2 separate regions of the Mus musculus genome follow, and region 1 is linked to region 2. Evidence: chromatin loops called from intact Hi-C (ENCODE). Cell type or tissue: heart. All regions are shown on one strand. Each heading gives the region's core, and the rest is flanking DNA. Links, peaks and the distances in the headings are about the cores only.

Region 1 (11,437 bases), core at 1,580-9,579, 140 kb before region 2:
TGGAGAGATGGCTCAGCGGTTAAAAGCACCGTGCTGCTCTTCCAGAGGACCCTAGTTCAGTTCCCAGCACCCACGTGGTGGTTCACGATTGGCCTTAACTCCAGTTTCAGGGCATCTGATGCCCTCTTCTGGCCTCTGAAGGCACTGCAGGTACCTAGCACATAGACATATATGTAGGCAAACACCCATACACATAAAATAAAAAAGAAAAGGAATTTTTTAAATAAATAAATAAATAAATAAGTCTTTTAAAGAGCATATAAAGCTACAATCGACTTAAAATAGAAAGATTCATAATAAGGAAACAAAACCCTTCCCAGTATCTAATATTGGGTTTGAGAATAAGAACTGGGGCTGGAGAGGTGGCTCATTGGTTAAGAGCACTGACGGCTCTTCCAGAGATCATGAATTCAATTCCCAGCAACCACATGGTGACTCACAACCATCTGTAATGGAATCGGTTGTCCTTTTCTGGTGTGTCTGAAATAGCAATAGTGTATATTATATATAAGATAAATAAATCTAAAAGAATTTTTTGAGAGAGAGAGAATAAGAGCTGTGTATTCACAGACATGAACCATTGTAGGTGACACACACATGGCCTGGGACTCCAGTGTGTCTGTGAACTAGCAACCAGGGTAAGGAGAGAGAGAGGCTTCTGTTCCTGCAGGCAGCCCGCATTACCATCTTGTTCCCATTTTTCTGGCTTCCCCCTTCTACTCCCTACAGGACTCTGGCTTGCAGATTTTAGCTTGATTCTGGATGCTCCAAGGGACCATCTGTGGATTTCTACCTCGGTCCTCTGTAAGAGCAGTCAGCTCATGATTGCTCAACTATCTCTCCAGCTCTCTCCCTTGCTCTCACTCTCTCTTGACAGGGTCTCACTGTGTAGTCAATACTCTCCTGGCATTTGCCATATAGACTGAGCTAGCCATTGAACTCAGAGATCCACATGCCTCTGTCTCCTGAGTTCTGGGATTACCATTGCACATCACCACTGCTGGCTTCATTTATCTTTTGAAACAGAATTTCATCCTGTAGCCTAGGCTGGTCCTGAACCTGTTTTAATTCCTGCCTTAGCCTGTTTCATGCTGGGATTACAGGTGAGACTGATCTTATTATACTTTGTTATTCTATCTTGCCTGCCAAACACACCTAAATCCCCACCCACTTTTCTGAAAGGACAGAATATCCAAATAGAATAACATCACTGGGAACGGGGCCAGCCGAATGCTGCAGAGTGTCGGGTGCTTGCTGAGCAAGGCTGATGATATTTGATCCTTGGAACCCATGGTGGAAGGAGAGAATGAATCAACTTCTGCAAGCTGTCATCTGACATTCATATCCAAGCCGTGGCACACCATATCCCTGCCTTAAAACACAACCCACCCACATGGATAATAATGAATAAAGTATTAGATTTTAAAAATGTGTATGCACTATGTAGTATCTTTTGAATGAGTGTTTTTCTTTTTCTTTTTTTGAAGATTTATTTATTTTATGTATGTGAGTACACTGTAGCTGTCTTTAGACACACCAGAAGAGGGCATCAGATCCCATTACAGATGGCTGTGAGCCACCATGTGGTTGCTGGGAATTGAACTCAGGACCTCTGGAAGAGCAGTCAGTGCTCTTAACCGCTGAGCCATCTCTCCGGCCCCCTCTTTCAATTTTTAAATTTACATTTATTTACTCTGTGTGTGTTCATTGTAGGAGGTCAGAGAGCAAGTCTAAAACTGGATTTCTCTTTCCATCATGAGGGTCCCAAGGACTGAACCCTAGATACATGGCTTTGTAGCAAGTGTCTTCAGCCAAGGCATCTCACCGGCCTTAACGTTTCTTTTCTTTCTCTTTCTCAAGACAGATTTTCTCTGTGTAGACCAGGCTAACCTTGAACTCACAGAAATCTGCCTACCTCTGCCTCCTGCATGCTTGTATTAAAAGTGTGTGCCACCACCAACCTGGCAACTTGGTTTTCTTTTTTCTTTTTTTTTTTAAAGATTTATTTATTATTATATGTAAGTACACTGTAGCTGTCTTCAGACACACCAGAAGAGGGAGTCAGATCTTGTTACGGATGGTTGTGAGCCACCATGTGGTTGCTGGGATTTGAACTCTGGACCTTCGGAAGAGCAGTCGTGTGCTCTTACCCACTGAGCCATCTCACCAGCCCTTGGTTTTCTTCTTATTGCATTTATTTCTCTCTTTAAGTAACCTAACCAGACTATGTGGCCAGCAAGCCCCAGGGGTCTTCTCATCTCTAGAGCTAGGGCACAGCATATGCTGATCGACGCACCTGGCTCTGTACAGATCCAAACCCAGGTTCCCATGATTGAGCAGTGTGCACTTTACCGGCTGAGCATAGTGGTGAACGTGTGTAAATTTAGTAATCAGGGGCTTGAGGCAGGAGGATTGCCACAGGTATGAATCCAGCATAAGCTACAAAGTTAAGTTCCAAGCCAGCCAAGTTATAGAGTGAGACTCTCTCTTTCTCTCTAACTAACAAGAGAAGTCTCTACTTATTAGGATTGTAGAGGAGTTCCCCAGGAAGCAAGGGTATTGAGCTGGGGTCAGGTGACCTGCCTGTGCATCCTATAAACACTGCCCAGTAGTGTAATAGCCTTGAACACTACTTATTTATGTCTTGTTTTCCTTATGTGTAAATCTGCATGATTAAACCTTCCGTCCTTGGTTGGTGAGAAGTTTTAAGGGCTGTAAAACATCATGAAGAAATCTCAGTGTTCTATAGTATTTACCAGCAGCAGGTGCAATATTTTAGGAAATGTACTAACCCCATTAATTGAATGGACTTGTGCTACTTTTCAAATTAGCCATTATGAACAATGAAAGTTCCAGGCCTGCCAATCTGTCTTTAGGAAGGGTTACAGTCTCAGATGATGAACCTAGTTCAGATATTTGAGGATACACTTAAATTTGTTTCTTTGTTTTTCAAGACCGGGTTTCTCTGTGTAGCCCTGGCTGTCCTGGAACTCACTCTGTAGACCAGGCAGGCCTGGAACTCAGAACTCAGCCTGACTGAGGATACAGTTAAATTAAAGTGACAAAAGTCGACATTAATACACATTTCTCATATGCCTCCTATAATTGATATTCATCCAAAATCGGTGTCATGTCTGATTTAATGATATTTAATCAAAAGACAACCCTTTTACTCTTCACTATTAGTTAAGTATGTGCTATCTTGGATCCCCTCTGGGCGATGGATAACAAGTATTAAGTGTTGGCTCAGGATGGGTGAGGGGAGCTTGGAAATGAAAGAAAGAGGAAGTTGATTGTCCTGTATTCAGAACAAGAAAGGCAGTAGTTCCACCGTGGGTATGGAGACTGCACAGGGGCACAGGATTAGAAGAGGAAACTTTTGGAATGAAATTTTAATCAGTGGGTATGTTCTCTGTAGTTCCAAGGCCCAGAGATGCCAGCACATGATCTCATTACTGTGTTGGCTTTTTTGTGACATTACTGTGTTGGTGGTCGTATTTGGTTTGTTTTGAGACATGGTTTCCTCTGTGTAGCCCTGGCTGTTCTGGAATTCACTTTGTAGACCCAGTTTCCTGACTGGATTCCCTGACTTCCCTTAGTGACAGGTGGTATGGGGGAAACTGGGCAAGGTAGACCCGTCCCCCTCCTCCCCTCCCCCCCCCAGAAGCAACATAAGCCAAATAAGGGGGACCTCGATTTCCTGATCCTCCTGCCTCTACCTCCCAAGTGCTAGGATTAATGCTGTGCACACAGGTATTCCCTATATTTTTTTGCGTGGTTTTATTAGTTTATTTAGTGCTCAGCAGCAGTTTTAAAGTAGAATAATGTCAGCACTTGGGAGACAGGGACAGGAGGATGAGGAGTCCAAAGCCATCCTTGGCTACACAGCAAATTCAACATGGGCTGCGGCGTCACATCTCAATAAAATGAACTCGGACCTGGAGACGTAGCTCAACTGGTAGAATAATGGCCTAGGGTGCATGAAGCCCTGGGTTACACCAGAGCCCTTCATAATTCGGCTACGGTAGGGCTTGTCTGTAACCCTATCCATCACTCACATGGTGAAGGTCGGATCAGAGGTGCAAGGCCATACTGGGATAAAGGAGACTGTCTCAAAAAACAAAGAACACCCCATGTATTAAGAGTGGAGAGCCAGGGAGGAGGGAGAAGGGAAATAAAGGTTAAAACAAGCAAACCCCCAATAGAACGAAACACCCAAAACTAGAAGTCTGTGCAATCATTGTGATGGTGTAATCAACTGGTCTGATAACTTTCTTAAGTACAAAAGCCACAAGTCCCCGTGACCCTGAGAGATGGAGCCAGGTTCCTCCTCTCAGGTTCCCTTGTGCGGTTCACAGGAAGCAAGGCAACCAGCTTTCTAATAGTTTGCTTCCAGGTAACATGAAACCTGTAGAATCTTGTTTGCTATCGCAGATTGTTCCGTGAAACTCAAGAGTTGGGGGGAAGTTTTTGTTTTCTCTTTTATCTTGTTTTGTTGTTGTTGATGTTTTTCTGTCTTTGGGCTGCAGTTCATATCCATCCGCCACACAAAGGCGATAGGCTCATCTTTCCGTGAGCATCACGCGTTCCGGGGCGACCCAGCCTCTTTCACCTTCGAGCCTGCAGCTCGCTTTCCTGTCTGAGCCCCTTGGGTGATGGAGCGCAAGCGGCGGCGGCGCGCGTTACTGGGCCGCCCTGGCGAAGAGCCCCAGTTCCCGGCCGGCCGGGCAGGCAGGCGAGGCCCCGGCCTATGGCGGAGTCCGCGGCGGGGGCGGGGCGAGCCGCGCGGCCTTCCCGGCATGCCCCGCGGTGGGCGGGGCTCTTGTTTTGAAGGGCCGGGTGACTCAACCGGGGATCCGCGGCCAGGGCGGGGGCGCGCGGTGGCCGGAGCTTGGAGGTGGCTTCGGGGCTCGGTGTCGGAGAGCGCGGCAGCAAGCGGCCGGTGAGTGCCGAGTGACAGGGTGGGCGGGCGAGCGGGCAGGTGATGGCGCGGGCTGATGATGGCGGCGGGCGCGACGCTGCGGCCTGAGAGGCCCCGTGCGGGCTCCTCCCCGGCCTGGGGAGAAAGGAGAAGCCGGGCGAGGCTGCCGACCAACCACGCAGGGCCACCGGTAGCCCAGGCTGGGGAAGGTTGGTCGCGCTTTCCCAGAACCTCTGGAATCTTCTGTCGGTCCTGTCGCCCCTCTGTTGTCATCCCATGCTTAGTGCAGAACTGGGAGATTTTTTTCTTGCATATAAGAACTTTTTATAGCAGACAGTGTCGTCAGGCTTGCGCCATGAGGACACCTCCTCCCCTTTGTGGGAATTTGTCATTCTTTCTGAACATTCCTGGATTGGGCTGATTTACTATTTAGAAGTAAATCTAATCTTTTAAGTGAGAATTCAGCAAACGAACTAACAGACAGGCCAGGAACTCTGACCAACCAAGCTCTTTCACGGTGTCTGTTTGCTGATAGACAATTGTTTACCTAGAAATTTGAGATTTCTTTTTAAATGATCTCCCAAACAGAATGTTGGAATAATATTAGTTGTGACGAACCTTGAATTAGAACGTCAACCCCACTCCAGAGGAACAAAAACAAAATCTTAAAGTAGCAGTTCTCAAACGCGTTTTGCAGGTCGCTAGCACGGCTCCCAGAAATTAATTCTAGAAATCTAGGGTGGACCCCTGAGTCTACTAGTGCTGGCAGGCAACCACCCCGCTTGGGCCGCCTTGGTAAGCCAGGAACCGGACCTTAGGAAACCAAGATTAGCTTGGCCTGAGGACTGTAAATACTGTCTCATGTCCTTTTCTTTCTGTTGACTTACTCCTCTCCTGTCCGTAATCAGTCGGGAGTCAAGAAGCCCTGATTCGGAAGGCTGTGTGAGAAAGGATAGTGCTTTCTGGAGCCCTTACATGAGAGCAGGAAATGGCTTTTTATCCATATCCTGTTATTGCCTGGGTGGGAGAAAGATGGCGTGGATCAGGCTAACCCACCTTGTTTCTCTCAGGAGCCTGTTGGTAGGATCGTGGGAGCTTGAGCATGTCATTAGGTCTTGGCTCCCACCTCAGCTCTCTGCTTTCCTTCTCATGGTATCAGCCAGGGAGTGCCCGGAGCCTGGGGGGTCTCTGATTCCCTGGGATGTGCCAGCATCAGTAGTATTTATGGGCTTTTAGTTGTGGGTATCAATTCACTAGCTACAGAATATCTGAATGATGCCTAGCTTACACAGTACAACTGAAGTAAGGCATGTTAGAGACAGTATCCCAAGCGTGGCTCAGAATTCCCTTGCTGTCTGGCAGAAATGAGGGTTGGATGACCTCCACATCTGCCAAAGGTGTTTTCTACATCTTGATGTCTCTTGAGACTCCACAGGGATATTAAAGGTAGCCATGAGGGTTTGGCGTTTTTCTTGGCTTTGGTGGCTTTGGATGTCTGGCTACTTATTGATGGTTTTGTTGTTGTTGTAGATGACGTACAAAAACAGTGTGCCTTTCTGTAATGCTGAGTTTCCTGACTTGTTTTGTGTTTCCCACCTGCCACACATGGGGTCTCCCCACACCTCCATGGCTAATTGGAGTGAGAAACTGAGGGAACTGTTTGGATGATGTTAAATGATTTAAGATGGGAAAGTCGGAGTCCTTGAAATGAGAAGCTTAGAGGATAAGGGAGCACGTTGTAAGTTTACCTAGCTCAGTCCTCTCATCTTTCAGGTAGTGACTGGGAGGTAGGCTGGGGATGTAACTCAGTGGCAGGGCGCCTGCTCTGCATGTGTGGGAGGTACTAGGTTTGTCCCTTAGTGTACGCCATACTCTTTTCCCCTCTTCCCCACATCCAAACACAAGAGTCTGAGATGGTAGGAGGAGGATTCCTGGTCTAGCCTGCTGCCCTTCCTGCTCTATTACCTTTTAAATGCTTCCGCAAGAAGGTGGTGCAGAGCGGAGAAATAACAAGGCAGAGAAAACAGAGAGACTCTGATATGACCATAGTGCCAGTGTCTCATGGAAGTTGAAGGAACTGTGCGTTCTAACTGTAAACCACGGTGATGAGAGTGCTGAGATAAATCAGAAGCTTGAACGGGTCGGGGAAGGAGAAGTAAGAGCGGGCAGATGGCTGGCTTACAAAAACCTGAGAGGTTAGAAGCGCACTGGCTGTAAGAGATTCACTTTAGAAAAGATTAATACTAACGGTTGGGTTGTAGAAGTTACCTGTATGAGCAGTGTCCAGAACCTTTGACGCCGCTGTCTTGAGTAACTTGAGCTACTCTCGTGGTGACCAGGTTTATTAGGATCCTAGCTGGTTGGTTGGTTTTGGGGAGTTGTGGTATTCTATGCCTTTATCATATGTATGCTCTTCTCTTGAGAGGAGGTCATCCCGTCCCTTGGAACAGGAGTTGCAGACCTCTGAGCTGCCATGTGGGTGCTGGGAACAGAACCTGGGTCCTCTGCAAGAGCAGCCAGTGCTCTTAGGCAACAGAACCATCTGAGCCACAAGTTGTGTAACCGTTAACACTTTTTTTCTTGATTAGTTTCAGAGAGCATTTAGATTTTCTTCATCTGTTTTTAAAAGCTAACTTCTTGTTTCAGTATTGTTTTTTTTTTTTTTGGTTTTTTGAGACAGGGTTTCTCTGTATAGCCCTGGCTGTCCTGGAACTCACTCTGTAGACCAGGCTGGCCTCAAACTCAGAAATCCACCTGCCTCTGCCTCCCAAGTGCTGGGATTAAAGGCGTGTGCCACTACAACCGGCTCTGATTTTTTTTTTTAAATGAAGTTGTTTATTACATTTCTTTTGTGGGGGGTGGCACATGCACACTCTCGTCACAGTCTGCATGCGGAGGTCAGAGGACAGCTTGCAGGTTATTTCCTCCGTGGGTTCTGGTATCAGGCTCAGGTTGTTAGCTTGGGCCTTTACCTGCTGAGCCCCCTGGATTTCTCAGCTCTGAATTTTGTTGTCTGTGGTGCCGGGGGTTGGGGCTGGGCTTTGGGCTGTTCCTGTTAAGTAAGCACTCGTCCAGCCCCCTCCGCCCCACCTGGTCTGGTTTTGTTTTCTCTTTTTGAGACAGGACCTCACTGTGTTCAAGGCTTGCCTGGGATTTGAGATCCTTCTGCTCGGAAGTGCTGGGGTTCTGGTGTGGGACCGCACTGGATCGTTTTCTTTTTCTTCAGTTTCTACCCTTATTTCTTTTCTTATATAGTCTTTAGCATTGAGAAGGGTATTTGTTGTCTTTCTTGGTTCTTTTCGAATGGGAAAGCTATAGATTGTTCTCTGTTCTGTGGTTTATCCTAATGCAAGCTTGCCTGTGTTATGTTTTGTCATTCAGCTGAAAATATTTCCTACATCCTGTTGTGATTTCCTTAAAAAAAACCCCACAAAACCCAAAAAGAAAAAACCACCCAGGTTAATTATTTTATAGCCACTTTCTGTTACACTGTCCTGGAGAGCAGGGCTCTAGAGTCTGTGCACTTAAAGGTAGGAGGTGGTGGTGCGCATGCTCAAATTCAGCTCTAACCAGGTATCCGAGAACCCTTGAAAATGCTGTTGTGCAGTCTTGGGTCAGCTGTGTGGATGGAGTTGTTGAGCTCTTCTGTACTGTTTACTTACATCCATGTCTATAGGCAAGCTCATCAGAACACAGCCGTGTGTACTCGCTTGCCCTGATGGTGCCTTTGTACCTAAAAACCTAGGGTGATAACTGCCTCTCCTTACCAGAGAGCCTACCATTCCTGTTGGAATTCTTTCTTCAGGCTCCCCACTGGAAACACAGGCTATAGGACAGGGTCTTACACTATTTTACAGGATCCTTCCCTCAACAAGCAGACGTCTCCCAGGCCGTGAGGCTGGCTTCTGGGCAATTGTGTCTAAAGTGTCTGTTTTCTGAGAGGAAAGCATAGGAGTCAGGCTTGCTTTGGTTTTCCTCATCAGTCTAGAGGACTACCGTGTGTGTGTGTGTGTGTGTGTGTGTGTGTATGTGTACCTCAAAGGAATTGTAGGATGCTAGTGGGGAAAGGTAATATGGTAAGCTATATAGCCACTGTGGTTTTATGGTGGCATTTAGGGGCGGGTGTAAGAATTAGAAGGTGGAAAAGAGAAGGTAAAAAGAACTTACTAAACAGTGCAAGTCAATGTTTGCTTGATTTATTAACTTATTTAAATTAAGTATACTTGCTGGTGTGTGCGTGCGTGTGTGTGTGTGTGTGTGTGTGTGTGTGTGTATACATAAGTGCAGGAACCTGTGGGTGCCAGAAGAGGGCATCAGAGATAGTCACAGAAGAGCCAGCCAGTCAATGTGCAAAGCAAATTTGGGTCCTCTGTAAGAGTGGGATGCACTCTCAACTGTGCATCTCTACAGCTTCTTTTTGTTATTATTTTTATATAGTCTTTCAAAAATTCATTCATGTTTACAATGTATCTTGATCAGATTCACTCCCATTCTTTTCCTGTAACTCCCCCTAGCTCTGCTCCAACACCTCACCCTCCCAGCTTTATGCTTCTGAGCCTAAACAGAGTTGCCCATGGTACATGGCACGTATGGGATCATCACTGGAGCATGGGCATACTGCCTGTGGCCGGCTCCCCACTCCATGCTGTACGTTTTAACTGGCTTGGTATAGCTGTTGATGTAGACAACAGTCGTGTCTGGCTGAGGACTCTGTTTCAGAGATGGTCACCTTCCAGTCTTACATTCTCTCCACCCCTTCTGAGATGTTCCCTAAGCCTTAGGGCAGAGGTTGTCATAGGTGTCCTCTCTACAGCTGTGTGCTTGCTGTTGCTTTTATTCTTAGTATCTCCAACAGTTCTGAGCATCTGTGTTAACCACTACTCACTTTAGTATGACTTTATGGTTATGATGTTTTTTGATGCTTAATAATTGTAGACATGTATATGCCTTTTAAAAATAAATAGACTTTTGACTATTGAACTCTCCCTACTTCTTGATTTGTGGCATGGATGACACCAAATTATGTTCTGCCATTTAATATGTAGAATTCATAATACATAACCTGGCATGCTGGCATGTGCTTTTAAGGTCTATACTCGGGAGGCAGATCTCTGTGAGTTTGAGGACATCCAGGACCACGAAGAGAGTCCTTACCTCAAAACAAAACAAAAGAATGTTCCCTATAACAAGTGCACTGATTCGCAGTAGTTTGTAAAAAACCCGCCTAGATCCACCAGTTCCAGATGGCTTTTACCAACCACTGTAAACCATGGAGGTCCTTGGGAGCCTGTTTCCTGACATCTAAATCATACACATTCCTTGTTTTCCAGGCTTCCTTTCTGACTAAGAATGAATGTTCACCAGGGCAGTGATGGCGACTGGTCATTGCAGCCAGAGCTCAGCTGCCTAGGAGATGAGGCCTTAGCTGCCACTCAAGAGAAAGAAGGCAGCAGCTTGGTGTCCTCTGGTCTGCATAGTGTCACTTATCCCCTAGCTGCCAGGAGTGAAGGTACCGGGGGCATTCTCACCCAGACATGGTGTACCCAGGAGGGATGCAGACTTTACCTGAGCATATATTCAGTTAATTGGCTTAGCATACCTGTCGGTGTATCTTGCTGACCACCATTAGAAAACCTGAAGTCAGCCTGGCTTATCCACCTGGTGTGAGGGTGTAAGACAAACGGCTACACGTTCGGAGCCAGGAGACAGATTGACTGTGCTCGGGTCCTTACCATCTATATTGTGATGAGACCCCCACTGTATGAGAGTTCTGTTTATGGATGGGAAGTGGACAGAACGGTTCCTAGTCGCCCTTCCTCAGAGGGCTGCTGGAGCCAGGTGCTAATGGAAAGGCAGCTCCTGAGAAGTTGTTGGGCAGGCCCTTACATGGAGTCTTGAGTATGGCTAGCTGGCCTGAATGCACTATAGATCAGGCTCTTGAGCTCAGCAGCCTCTGCCTCTGCCTCCTGGGCACTACGATGACAGGCATGTAGCATGCCTCACTCTCAGGTAACCTTAACTCACTGTTGTTTTTAAACGGGAACTCAGGCATTTGGTTTGGTTTGGTTTTTTTTTTTTTTTTTTTTTGGTTTTGGAGACAGGTTCTCTCTGTGTAGCCTTGGGCTGTCCTGGAACTCACTCTATAGGCCAGGTTGGTCTTAAACTTAGAGCTCCACCTGCCTCTGCCTCCTGAGAGCTAGGCTAGAATCAAAGGCGGGTGCCACCACACTGGGTTCAGTGGGCCAAATCTTTTTTTTTTTTTTTTTTTTTTTTCTTTTTGAGACAGGGTTTCCTGGCTGTCCTAGAACTCGCTCTGTAGACCAGACTGGCCTCGAACTCAGAAATTTGCCTGCCTCTGCCTCCTAAGTGCTGGAATTAAAGGCGTGTGCCACTACTGCCCTAGTGGGCTAATTCTTAACTGGCTGAATGTTTTATCATATTTCTCAGCCTATAACTTTAAAAGGAAACCACTGTTTACTGAGTACAGATACATAAATATTTGCATATATATTAATT
Region 2 (11,437 bases), core at 1,124-9,123:
GACAGCCAGAGAAAACATGTGTTGAAAAAAAAAAAACAAAAATCAATCAATCAATCTTCAATGAATCAATCGATCACTGAATCACACACGACCTAGACAGCAAGGGCCTTCCCCTTCTCCAGGGCTCACTTACAGTTCCCCCCTCCCTCTCAGTGGAGGTTAGACAAGATTACATGATTGACTCCAACCCATGAAACCAGCCTTCTCTACAGTTAGGGCAAAAGCAAGAATTCACAGACCGATGGTGTCACTACACTATGGTAGAGCTGCTGTCAGCCTGGACCCCTGAGAGACCCTGTGTGTGGAGCAGAGTGTCCCAGAATTTATTTGTGATAGACAATGGAGAAGTAACCTTGTGATGTTTGTTTTATTTTTTTGGTTTTTGGAGACAGGGTTCCTCTGTGTAGCTCTGGCTGTCCTGGAACTCACTTTGTAGACCAGGCTGGCCTTGAACTCAGAAATCCGCCTGCCTCTGCCTCCCAAGTGCTGGGATTAAAGGCTTGTGCCACCTCGCCTGGCTATTTTGTTTTATTTTCCTGTCAATCCAAACTTGAGCCACCTGGGACAAGGGAGCCTCAGTTGAGGAATGGCTACCATGGGCTTGGCCTGAAGGCACGTCTGTCTGTGGGTCCTTCCCTTGGTTAATGGTTAGGACCTGGCTCACTATCTATCACCCCGAAGCAAGTGAACCTGAGTCCTATAAGAAAAAAAGGAGCTGAGGGACCCATGAAAAGCAAGCCAGTAACCAATGTTCCTCTAAAGTCCCTGCCTTCCAGGTTCCTGCCCTGGCTTTCCTCAGTGCTGGTTTGTGACCTGAAAGTGGAAGGTGAAATTAACCTTTTCCTTTCTAAGACACTTTTGGTCACTGTTTTCTCATAGCAACAGAAACCCTAAATGTGGCATTCACTGAACTATCTCGTCAGCTGGTCTGGCTACCACCTTGTGTTTTTGAGGGTCTGCTAGAGCCTGGAGCTCACTGACCAGGTTAGGTGCACTGGCCAGGAAGTCCCTTCTAGTCTCCTGCTTCCAGTGCCTCATGTGTGCCTGTGCGTGCGTGCGTGTGTGTGTGTGTGTGTGTGTGTGTGTGTGTGTGTGTTTGTGTGAGTCTATATGTGTGTGTGGGCCTATGTGTGTGGTGTGTGCATGCATGTGTGAATGTGTGTGCATGTTTGTGTAAGTCTGTATATATGTATGTGTGTGTGTGGTGTATGTGAGTGTGGTGTGTGTGTGTATGTGTGTGTGTGTGTATTACAAGAGCATGCAGCCAAGCCTGGCTCTTTCCTGTGGGTGATGGGATTTCAACTTGGGTTCTATACTTGCAAGGCAAACAACTTTACCAGCTGAGCCTCAAAGGAATACATTTCTAATGATGGAGCTGAGACTGGAGAAGTTTTAGAAATGTCAGTTCTGATTTCTCAGGGATATGAAAAGCTCTATCCTGACCCTCGTGCTTAGACCATTTTCTATTCTCTCTTTGTTTTGTGGTCGAATTTCTTGGGAGTTTGTGTGGAGGTGACTTCTTCTGAAATCTGACAGTCCCTCTTTGGTACTCCCCTGTCCTTTTCTGGGAAGTGGTGATTTTGGCGTCCACACTTCCTCTTCCTTCCTGGGTAGCAGCAACAGCTAACATGGAGTCTTCCTTATATCTCCCTTGGTCCCTTGGATTTCCTTTCTATCAGCCCCAGAGGATACCTTGCAAGGCTGCATCAGTCCTCCCATCCCTGGCTGTTGCCTCTCGGAGACCAGCAGCAAAATCGGAGCTCAGCAGGCCTGGGTCTGTTCAGTCCTGGGTGGGGACTAGCTTTCTGGCCTTCAGGAACATGTCTTGACATGTTCAGCCCTGGAATTGAAGAGGTGGGGCTGCTTCAGTGCAGGGTGGTGGAGACCTGATGATACCCAACTACCAGCTGTGGGGTGAGGAGGAGCATGAATGGAGACAGAGACCCCAGATAATTAAGGACGTCCCACTTTGCCAGCAGAATAAAAGGTGGTATGTATCTTGTGACATGTATCAGGTGAAGGATGCTTTTGTGCATCTGTGTGTGTGTGCCTGGGGTGTGTATGTGTCAGGTACTGTATGTAGTCATTTTGTCACTTTGTCATTTTGGGGTCTGGAGGGCTCCTCCAACCATGTTTCTGAGTATACATTCACGTGCAATGGTGTGCCTGACTATACATTCAAGTGCAAGGCCAAGAATGTTTGTTAGAAAGACTGAGTAGTCCCAGACTTAATAAATATTTGTTGAGTACTTTTGTGGTGCTCTGGGAAGCCAGAAGTTGTTTAAAATAAATCTCTCCAACACCAGTAGGGTAAAGGCACAGGAGGTCACAGCACTCAGCAGTTCAGTATAAGCCTTTATTCAAGCTGTTTTCTCCCAAAGTAAACAGACAGACAATGTCACTTCTATCTGAGAAGCCTGGAGGCCAAGGGGATTTGGGCAGTTTTGACATCCTGTGCTGGCCCCTGACAGCCCAGCCCTGGGATGGACGACTTGGATGCAGGGACTGGACCGTTCAGGAGCTGGGGCATTGTGGGAGTGGCCATTATGTCTGTCCTGGTTTGGGGGTCTGAAGGGGGTCCTTCAACTGTGTTTCTGAACAGGATGAGGCTTTTGAGGGGGGTTGGGAAGGTGGCCAAGCCCTTCCCAGACTTCCACCCCCCATCACAGAAGAGGAGGCCTGTCTAGGTCAGCTAAATCCGAGGAGGAAGACTGGGCATGTCTGGGCAGCGATCTCTAGACATCGGAGAGCAGATGTCAGAACTCACAGCTTCTCCAAAGCAGGATTTTGATCTTTTAACTAAAGATATCCGTTCAAACTAAGACTCCAGTCTCTGCTTTATTTAAAATTTTTGTTTGTGTTTGTTTTGAGAGAGAGAGGAATTTGTTTTTGTTTTAGAGGCAGGATGTCATGTAACCTTGATGAATTATTGGTCCTCCTGTTTCTGTCTCCTGAGTGCCGGGATTACAGATGTATGCCGCTATCATCTAGATGATGCCTTACTAGGGATCCAACTCCTGGCTTCATACATGTTAGGCAAGCGCTATATTAACGGAGCTACATCCCTTTTTGGATGCATGGTGATCTCAGATAGCTCAGGCTAGCCTTGAGCTCCAAATCCCCCCTGCCTCCCAAGTACCGTGATTTCAGGCATGTACCTCTATGCTTAGCTGAGATGGTGGTCTTGCTATGTAGCCCATGTGACCAGGCTGGATCGTGTAACAAGACTGAAGAAAACCCCCTTCTGCTGGGTGTGATGGCTCAGACCTGTAGTCTTAACTCTAAGCAAGGAAGTTAAGGCAGGAAGATTGCCTTGAATATGAGGGCCACCCTGGGCTACATAGCGAGGCCTCGTCTCAAAAGACCCCAAACAGAAGGAAATAAAACTGACTAGAGACATGGAGGAAGGTGGGAACGGAGAATGTCTTACTGCTATGTCTGTCAGGAACATCCGTAGATGTTTCTAGAATTGTCCTTTATCAATGTCATTTTAGTGGACTGTCTGGATCTTGGGAGGGGGAGTATTAGACATTTCCCTCATTTTGGACCCAGAGAAAGAAATCTGCAAGCAGAGTACTCTGGGCAGCTTGCCAGAGGTCAGCAGGTAGCCATTAGTGTGGTCCCAGTCAGGTCTTGATGCTCTCACTTGCAGGATGTATTATGGTGTGAGAAATGTTCACATGCTGGCTTCTGAAGAGGGGAGAGGGGAGGTAAGGAGCCTGGCGGCTGTTTTTCTTGGTAGTCCGTGGTCTGAGAACTGGACTCAATCTCCCCGATTTCTGAGGCGGTTGACAGCATCCTTTCCTTCTGTGGAACTGCTTTCCTCGTCTGTGAGACAGGGAGGAAATGATCGCGTTCTGGACCCGATGTCCGAGGGGCTTCTGGGAGGAGGGGGAAAAAAATCTCCAGACATAGTGGGACTTCTTGGGATTTTAAACTATTTTTTATTATTTATGGGCTTGTTTTGTTTTTGAGAGGGTCTCAATGGATAGCCCAGGCTGGTCTTGAACCTGTAACGCCCCTCGTGCCTCAATCTCCCAAGTATAGGATTCCAGGCTTTTGCTATCATACTCAAATGATCAATTTATTTATATTTGAAACAGTGTCACATATTTCAAGTTGGTCTCCATCGGAATAGGTAGCTGTCAAAACGACCTTGAATGCCTATTTCCCCCTCCTCACCCCCCACTGGGCGCTGTTATTACAGACGTGACCCCGCATGCCCAGTTTATGGGGCCCTGGAGCTCCAACCCAGGGCTTCACTTCCAGCAAGTTAGGCAAACACTGTACCAACAGACCCACCTCCCGAAACCCAGGATTTTATTTACTAATATCAGTGATCTGGAAAAGAGTTAGTCCTTCCCACAGTTGGTCAGGGACAGACCCATAAACACTCACTCAGCTCTAACTGTACTGTTGTTCATAGATGTATGTGGCTCTGCTGGTGCGCTGCGTGACAAGAGAATAGCCCAGGTGTGGGGGAGGGGAGGGCGCGCCCTCTTAACGCGCGCCGGTTCTAGCTGTCTGGCGCGGGCTTAGATTCCCAGAGGGGAGGGCGGGCCAGCGAGTCCCCGGGATCGGTGAAGGAGTGGGTTGGTCCTGCCTCTGAGGGGGCGGGGCCTGGGCCGACGCTATAAGGAGGCAGCTCGACGCCAACTGCAGCAGCCGAGAGGTGTGAGCCGCCGCGGTGTCAGAGTCTAGGGGAATTGGAGTCAGGCGCAGATCCACAGCGATATCCAGACATTCAGAGGTGAGAGCTTCGTGGCAGGGAACAATAGTTCTTCCCCGTAGCAATGCGCTGAGCCCAGTGGGTGTCCCCAGAAGTGTGTGTGTGTGTGTGTGTGTGTGTGTGTGGTGATGAGTGGATCACCTGTGTGTGTATATGTGTATTTGTGCGTGCCCGCCAGAGTCACAGGTGTGTCCGCGGCAGGTGGATGACGGGTGTGGGTCTGAGCGTCCGTGGTGGCTGAAGGCTTCGTTTGTTGGAGTGTGACGAGGGTCAGGCTATGTCGCGGACTCGGCATACAGAGTCTGAACTCCAGGACCACGGATGGCAGCCACTCTTCCAGTCCTTGGAGACCGGGTCCGAGCGATGGCTGGCGGGGATCGGCTACCGGGAGCTCGCTTCTGGTTGCCAATGTTTCTAGGGATTCCAGGTGCGGCTCGCCCAAAGCGTGAGAATGAAGCTCACGGTGCCCCGAGATGGGTCCTGGGTGGCGGTTGTGACAAGCTTCGGCGAGTCTATCTAGAGCTTAGCGCAGAGCGGTTCTCCGATCCCATGGGTGCCGCCGGATCCCCGGTCCTTGTGAACCAAGTGCCCTGTTTCGCGGTAGCCACCACCCCACTGGGCTCTGAGGTCAGCGCGAGCTGTGTCCTCCGCCCTCGGGATCGTGCCTGGGCACGTCCTAGAGGACAGGCGAGGAGGTGACTCATTGTGACAAGGAGACCCCGGGCACTGGATTGAGACCAGAATCGCGCCACAACTGGGGATGGGTCAGTGGCAGCCCAGAAGCCCCTTTCCCTGCCCGGGTACAGCCTCGTTCCTGCCCCGTCCCCTCCCCCGCGCGGCACAGTGACCTATTTGGCGGGCACAGTATGTTCCCAGGGAACCCGGGACACGGGGAGGTCCAGGACGCGGTGTCCGGTCCCCGCTCGGCGGCGCGCCCTCGGGGACAGGGAGTCTGGGCGGGTCCTGTCCACCCTGCCAGCCCGGGAAGCGCAAAGGGTCCCACCCACCGCGCCCACCACGACCCGGACCAGTGACCGTGGGGCGCGAGAGGAGCCCGCACTGTAGAGCGGCCGGTATCCTCGCGGAGTGAGGCTTACGGGTGCCGTACATCAGACGCCCCGGGGCTGGGGCCCTCGACCCAGTCCACACCCAGTGTAGGAAGGTGACCAGGCTGAGTGCGCCCACTAGGGCACATCCATTCCACTCGGAACCTCCGGGGACAAGGGCTACACTTGCACCCTGGTCGTGCGGGAAATACTTTGGGCTTGGGTTTGGCATTTGGGGGCGCGCTGGCAGCTTCCTCTGTCCCCTACGTCGCGTTTCAGAGAGGACACTCAGGCGGTTTTTTGTTGTCCTCGCCCTCATCTATTTTTATTTTCCAGGGATCTGACTCATCGCGTGCTTTGGGCGTGGAGATCAAGGTGGAGGGGGCCAGAGCTAAGAGCACTTTCTTTGCTCTCGAGTGTCCGTGCGTGCGTGTGTGCGTGCGTGCGTATGTGTGTGTGTGTGTGTGTCTGTGTACGTGCGTGTGTGTGTGTGTGTGTATGCGTGCGCGCGCGCGCGCTCAGTCTGGTTTCCCAACATAGGCGGGAATTTAGGAAGCCTGGGCTCATCGTGACGTGTTTTGTGGCCCGGGGTCCCCCTCCTTTCCTCTCCTCTCTCCACCCCAGGGTGACGCGCAGCTCCGGTGCCCAAGCAGTTTTGGCGGGCGGGCAGCGCCGGGCAGGAAACTGACTCACCACTCCTTGCTCGGCCTACGCGCCGCCTACCGAGCGCCATTTCCTGAGTGCACAGCGCCCCCTACCGGCATCAGTGAGGACTGCAAGGCCGGCTAGGCGCGGGTGGCACCACGGGCTTCTGCCACCCCCACCGCGGCTTAAAGGGAATTAAAATATGCCTGATGGCCAGATACAAGTGATTTTAGCAGGGTGTGCTAGCGGACTATTAGGGAGGCGTGGCCCTTGAGAGACAAGGTGGAGATCGTGCCCCTCTTGGGTTCCTGGTCTTATCTTCAGCTATGAAAAACTGGGGACTATCCAGCCTTAGCCGAGTCCATTGGTGTCTTCCCTTCCTTCCTCTGGCCCCTGTGAGCTACCGTCTGGGGAAGGGCACCAAACTTGTTTTTCGGCTCAGTTTGTCTGGGGAAATGAGCCAATCTATATTTCTATATCTATATAGATCTCTCTCTCTGTCTCTGTGTGTGTGTGAAAGAGAGACAGAGACAGAGAGACAAGCTTACAAAATGGCCCCAGCTACCAGTACTATATAGACAGGCTGGCCCAGTGGCCTGGAACTCATAAGGATCACGTGCCTCTGGTGGAGTGCTGGGATTAAAGACTCTCCCCATAACATGGAGCTCAGTCTATATTTAATAAAAAAGCTTTTCCAGCTGATTTTAATGGAGTCCTCTGGTCATGCCCCTCAAGGTGAGAAGACGAGAGAATGATCAATACTAGACCAAAAGGGTCTGAATTCAAACCCCGCTTGTGAGCCCTGTGCCTTTGGACACACATTCTGAACCTGGATTAGCTCTGCCGTAAAAGAATGTGATATTGCCATCTATTAACGATAGCTTTTGGTGGCTTACAACTGCAATCCCAGCACACTAGAGGCAGAGGCAGGAGGATGACTGAGTTGTACTAAAGGATGTGAATAGGCCCCAAGCTCTACCTGTAGGCAGAGGCCATCTGAGGTCCTTTAGGCCTCTGAGGTCTGCACCTTGAGAATCCTTTTGCGGGCAGTGGGAATCCTTGTTAGACCTGTGTTTCGGTTGGTTGGTGTTTAGCCAGGCTCTCACTATGCACACCAGGATGGCCTTCAACTCACAGACATTTTGCCTCTGCCTCCCGAGTGCTGTGTTTTGGGAATTGGCTGTTTTACTTATTTATGGAAGCCACAATGCTGGCCACGTTCCCTATGTAGTAGCCAAGGTAGACCCTGAACTTCTTTCCCTACCTCTGCCTCCAGCGATTACAGGTGTGTGCCGCCACACCCAGTTTTATAGAGAGCTCCTTGCTTAGCACAAGGCCCAGGCTTTACCATCGGGGCCCCAGACGCTTCATCTCTTCTGGCTTCCTACCTTGAATCATAGTCTGGGTACCCCCTTCTCTCTTCCAGCTGTGGGCAAACTCACCCTGAGGTCTTAAGGAGCTGGGCGTGTGTATGTGTGTGGTAGTGTATGTGGTAAGAGCCCAGGGGGTCTTGCCTCAGGAAGCCACTGGGGCTCACCTTGCAAGCTCAAAGGCCCTCCTTAGAAGCTGCATCCCCTAGTCTTGGAGTCAGGATGGGCCACTCAGGTATCCCTCTTTCCTGGAGAGGAGCCAGGTAAACCAACACCTTTAACTTTTTTTTTTTTTTCAGTGCCTGTAAAACGGGTTCCTTGGGCACAGGCTATAGGCACGTCTGGGGCTGGGAGGTGTCTAGACTCCAGATTACCTGATCTGCCTGGCAGGATGTGGCTCAGCCTGGGAGAGAGCCTTAACCCCGCTCCACCCCTTCAGACTCTCCTCTCCCCCAGGCTACTGCCTCCCCCCAGGCTGCTGCCTCCCCCCAGGCTACTGCCTCCCCCCAGGCTGCTGCCTCCTCCCAGGCTACTGCCTCCTCCCAGGCTGCTGCCTCCTCCCAGGCTACTGCCTGCCAGCGTCCTTTGGAAAGGCCTCCAGCCTGGAGCACCTGTCAGTGACAGTGGGAGGGAGGGAGGGGCAGGGAGGAGGCTCTGTCAGAATTAGGGGCAGAGAGGCACGCTCATGGCTTCTGTTTCTCAGGATTGCCTATGTTAACTTAGTTCATTCTCAAATAGGGAGCCCAGAGATGTTAGGGTACTTATTCGGGGTCACCCAGCAAAGCCTTGATTCTGATCTGGGCAGTCTAGCTCCGGCATTCTCGCGCCTCTCTCCCAGCCACCATGCCAGCCTCGCGAGTATGCTGCCACAACCACACTGGCTAAGAAACAGAGGCTGGAGACATGGAGTCACTTTTTAAAACTGGTGCCAAGTAGCAGCACTAATGCTATACAGTTTATGTGTAGTATCCCAAAGTCCAGGGCACTTTTTTTTTTTTTTTTTTTTTTTTTTTTTTTTTTTTTTGAGACAGGATGTCTCTGTATAGCCCTGGCTGTCCTGGAACTCACTTTGTAGACCAGGCTGGCCTCGAACTCAGAAATCCGCCTGCCTCTGCCTCCCGAGTGCTGGGATTAAAGGCGTGTGCCACCACGCCCGGCTGTCCAGGGTACTTTTGATTGGCCTGATGGAGTTAATCACCAAGACAGCAGGGTAGGGAGACCACTGGACCTAGCAATTCACACGTATTTGGGATGTTCACACCCATGAAGAACACGTTAGCACATTGATTTTGGCTAATAGAATTCCTGGGGTAAACAGGACGGTGACTCCTACTTCTGTGGACATCACCCGTGACCTTGGGGTGCAGGGCTGGCTGAACTCAACACCCACCTTAGTCTCATGGTGTGGTGGAAAAGCACCTGCAAGGACCAGAGGGAGCCTGAAGACTGTGATGGGGTAGTTTCCATAGTGACCCGGGTCCTTCTTGTGTTTCAGCCACAGGCACCATGTCCAATCCTGGTGATGTCCGACCTGTTCCGCACAGGAGCAAAGTGTGCCGTTGTCTCTTCGGTCCCGTGGACAGTGAGCAGTTGCGCCGTGATTGCGATGCGCTCATGGCGGGCTGTCTCCAGGAGGCCCGAGAACGGTGGAACTTTGACTTCGTCACGGAGACGCCGCTGGAGGGCAACTTCGTCTGGGAGCGCGTTCGGAGCCTAGGGCTGCCCAAGGTCTACCTGAGCCCTGGGTCCCGCAGCCGTGACGACCTGGGAGGGGACAAGAGGCCCAGTACTTCCTCTGCCCTGCTGCAGGGGCCAGCTCCGGAGGACCACGTGGCCTTGTCGCTGTCTTGCACTCTGGTGTCTGAGCGGCCTGAAGATTCCCCGGGTGGGCCCGGAACATCTCAGGGCCGAAAACGGAGGCAGACCAGCCTGACAGGTAAGGACAGGAGCAGAGAAGGAGAAAGATCCTGCAAGAGGCCTGGAGAGGAGAGGCCACCATTTGAGGATGGCCTTTACAGAGAACATTCCAGCCCTTCCCCACCACCAAGCCATTCCATAGGCGTGGGACCTCGTGGGGCTCAGAGGAACAGTTGATGTTCATATGATCCAGGCATTTTTCTCTGCAGTGACCGAAATGCCCAGGATAGTGTGGTGATTGGCAGTAGAGCTCTAAGAAGGGAGCCGGGCTGAAGAGATGGCTCAGCAGATGAGGGCACTTACTCTTGCTGAGGGCCTGATTCCCAGCACCGGAAATGACAACTTCCTATAACTAACTCTGGGCGTTGGGGGATCTACCCTCTCTAGAGCCCTGTCCCTCTGACCAGGAGGTGTTGTGCCCTGTGGCTGTGGCTTTTCCCCACGATGAGCCACATGTCCCTTAGACTCTGGGGAATGATGTCCTTCCCCTTGGCATCTGGCCTGACATCTGTTCTCTCTCCACAGATTTCTATCACTCCAAGCGCAGATTGGTCTTCTGCAAGAGAAAACCCTGAAGTGCCCACGGGAGCCCCGCCCTCTTCTGCTGTGGGTCAGGAGGCCTCTTCCCCATCTTCGGCCTTAGCCCTCACTCTGTGTGTCTTAATTATTATTTGTGTTTTAATTTAAACGTCTCCTGTATATACGCTGCCTGCCCTCTCCCAGTCTCCAAACTTAAAGTTATTTAAAAAAAGAACAAAACAAAACAAAAAAAACCAAAACAAAACAAACCTAAATTAGTAGGACGGTAGGGCCCTTAGTGTGGGGGATTTCTATTATGTAGATTATTATTATTTAAGCCCCTCCCAACCCAAGCTCTGTGTTTCCTATACCGGAGGAACAGTCCTACTGATATCAACCCATCTGCATCCGTTTCACCCAACCCCCCTCCCCCCATTCCCTGCCTGGTTCCTTGCCACTTCTTACCTGGGGGTGATCCTCAGACCTGAATAGCACTTTGGAAAAATGAGTAGGACTTTGGGGTCTCCTTGTCACCTCTAAGGCCAGCTAGGATGACAGTGAAGCAGTCACAGCCTAGAACAGGGATGGCAGTTAGGACTCAACCGTAATATCCCGACTCTTGACATTGCTCAGACCTGTGAAGACAGGAATGGTCCCCACTCTGGATCCCCTTTGCCACTCCTGGGGAGCCCACCTCTCCTGTGGGTCTCTGCCAGCTGCCCCTCTATTTTGGAGGGTTAATCTGGTGATCTGCTGCTCTTTTCCCCCACCCCATACTTCCCCTTCTGCAGGTCGGCAGGAGGCATATCTAGGCACTTGCCCCACAGCTCAGTGGACTGGAAGGGAATGTATATGCAGGGTACACTAAGTGGGATTCCCTGGTCTTACCTTAGGCAGCTCCAGTGGCAACCCCCTGCATTGTGGGTCTAGGGTGGGTCCTTGGTGGTGAGACAGGCCTCCCAGAGCATTCTATGGTGTGTGGTGGTGGGGGTGGGCTTATCTGGGATGGGGACCCCAGTTGGGGTTCTCAGTGACTTCTCCCATTTCTTAGTAGCAGTTGTACAAGGAGCCAGGCCAAGATGGTGTCTTGGGGGCTAAGGGAGCTCACAGGACACTGAGCAATGGCTGATCCTTTCTCAGTGTTGAATACCGTGGGTGTCAAAGCACTTAGTGGGTCTGACTCCAGCCCCAAACATCCCTGTTTCTGTAAC

What was found. A loop is a pair of places that touch in the nucleus more often than their neighbours do. Peaks named below come from ENCODE experiments on the same cell type or tissue, not always from the same donor. Only the 100,000 strongest peaks of a DNase experiment are listed, where the experiment ranks them.
Region 1: a loop joins it to region 2, with 9 times the contacts of the local background. A loop is called at or near these places in 1 of 42 quality-filtered maps.

The regions. Positions count from the first base shown.
Region 1 is chr17:28,947,628-28,959,064 of GRCm38, forward strand. Kctd20 (potassium channel tetramerisation domain containing 20) reads left to right here and starts at 4,809. Exons shown (of 8, transcript NM_001356300.1): 1 at 4,809-4,942; 2 at 10,252-10,430. The coding sequence starts at 10,271. In heart, for the core only: a CTCF peak has its summit at 4,623; DNase peaks (open chromatin) are centred at 4,794, 5,884 and 5,944; H3K4me3 peaks cover 2,863 bases; H3K27ac peaks cover 3,168 bases.
Region 2 is chr17:29,089,112-29,100,548 of GRCm38, forward strand. Cdkn1a (cyclin-dependent kinase inhibitor 1A (P21)) reads left to right here and starts at 4,658. Exons shown (of 3, transcript NM_007669.5): 1 at 4,658-4,750; 2 at 9,286-9,726; 3 at 10,233-11,437. The coding sequence starts at 9,297. The coding sequence ends at 10,282. In heart, for the core only: a CTCF peak has its summit at 5,861; DNase peaks (open chromatin) are centred at 4,540, 5,620 and 6,420; H3K4me3 peaks cover 3,101 bases; H3K27ac peaks cover 2,685 bases; H3K27me3 peaks cover 1,365 bases.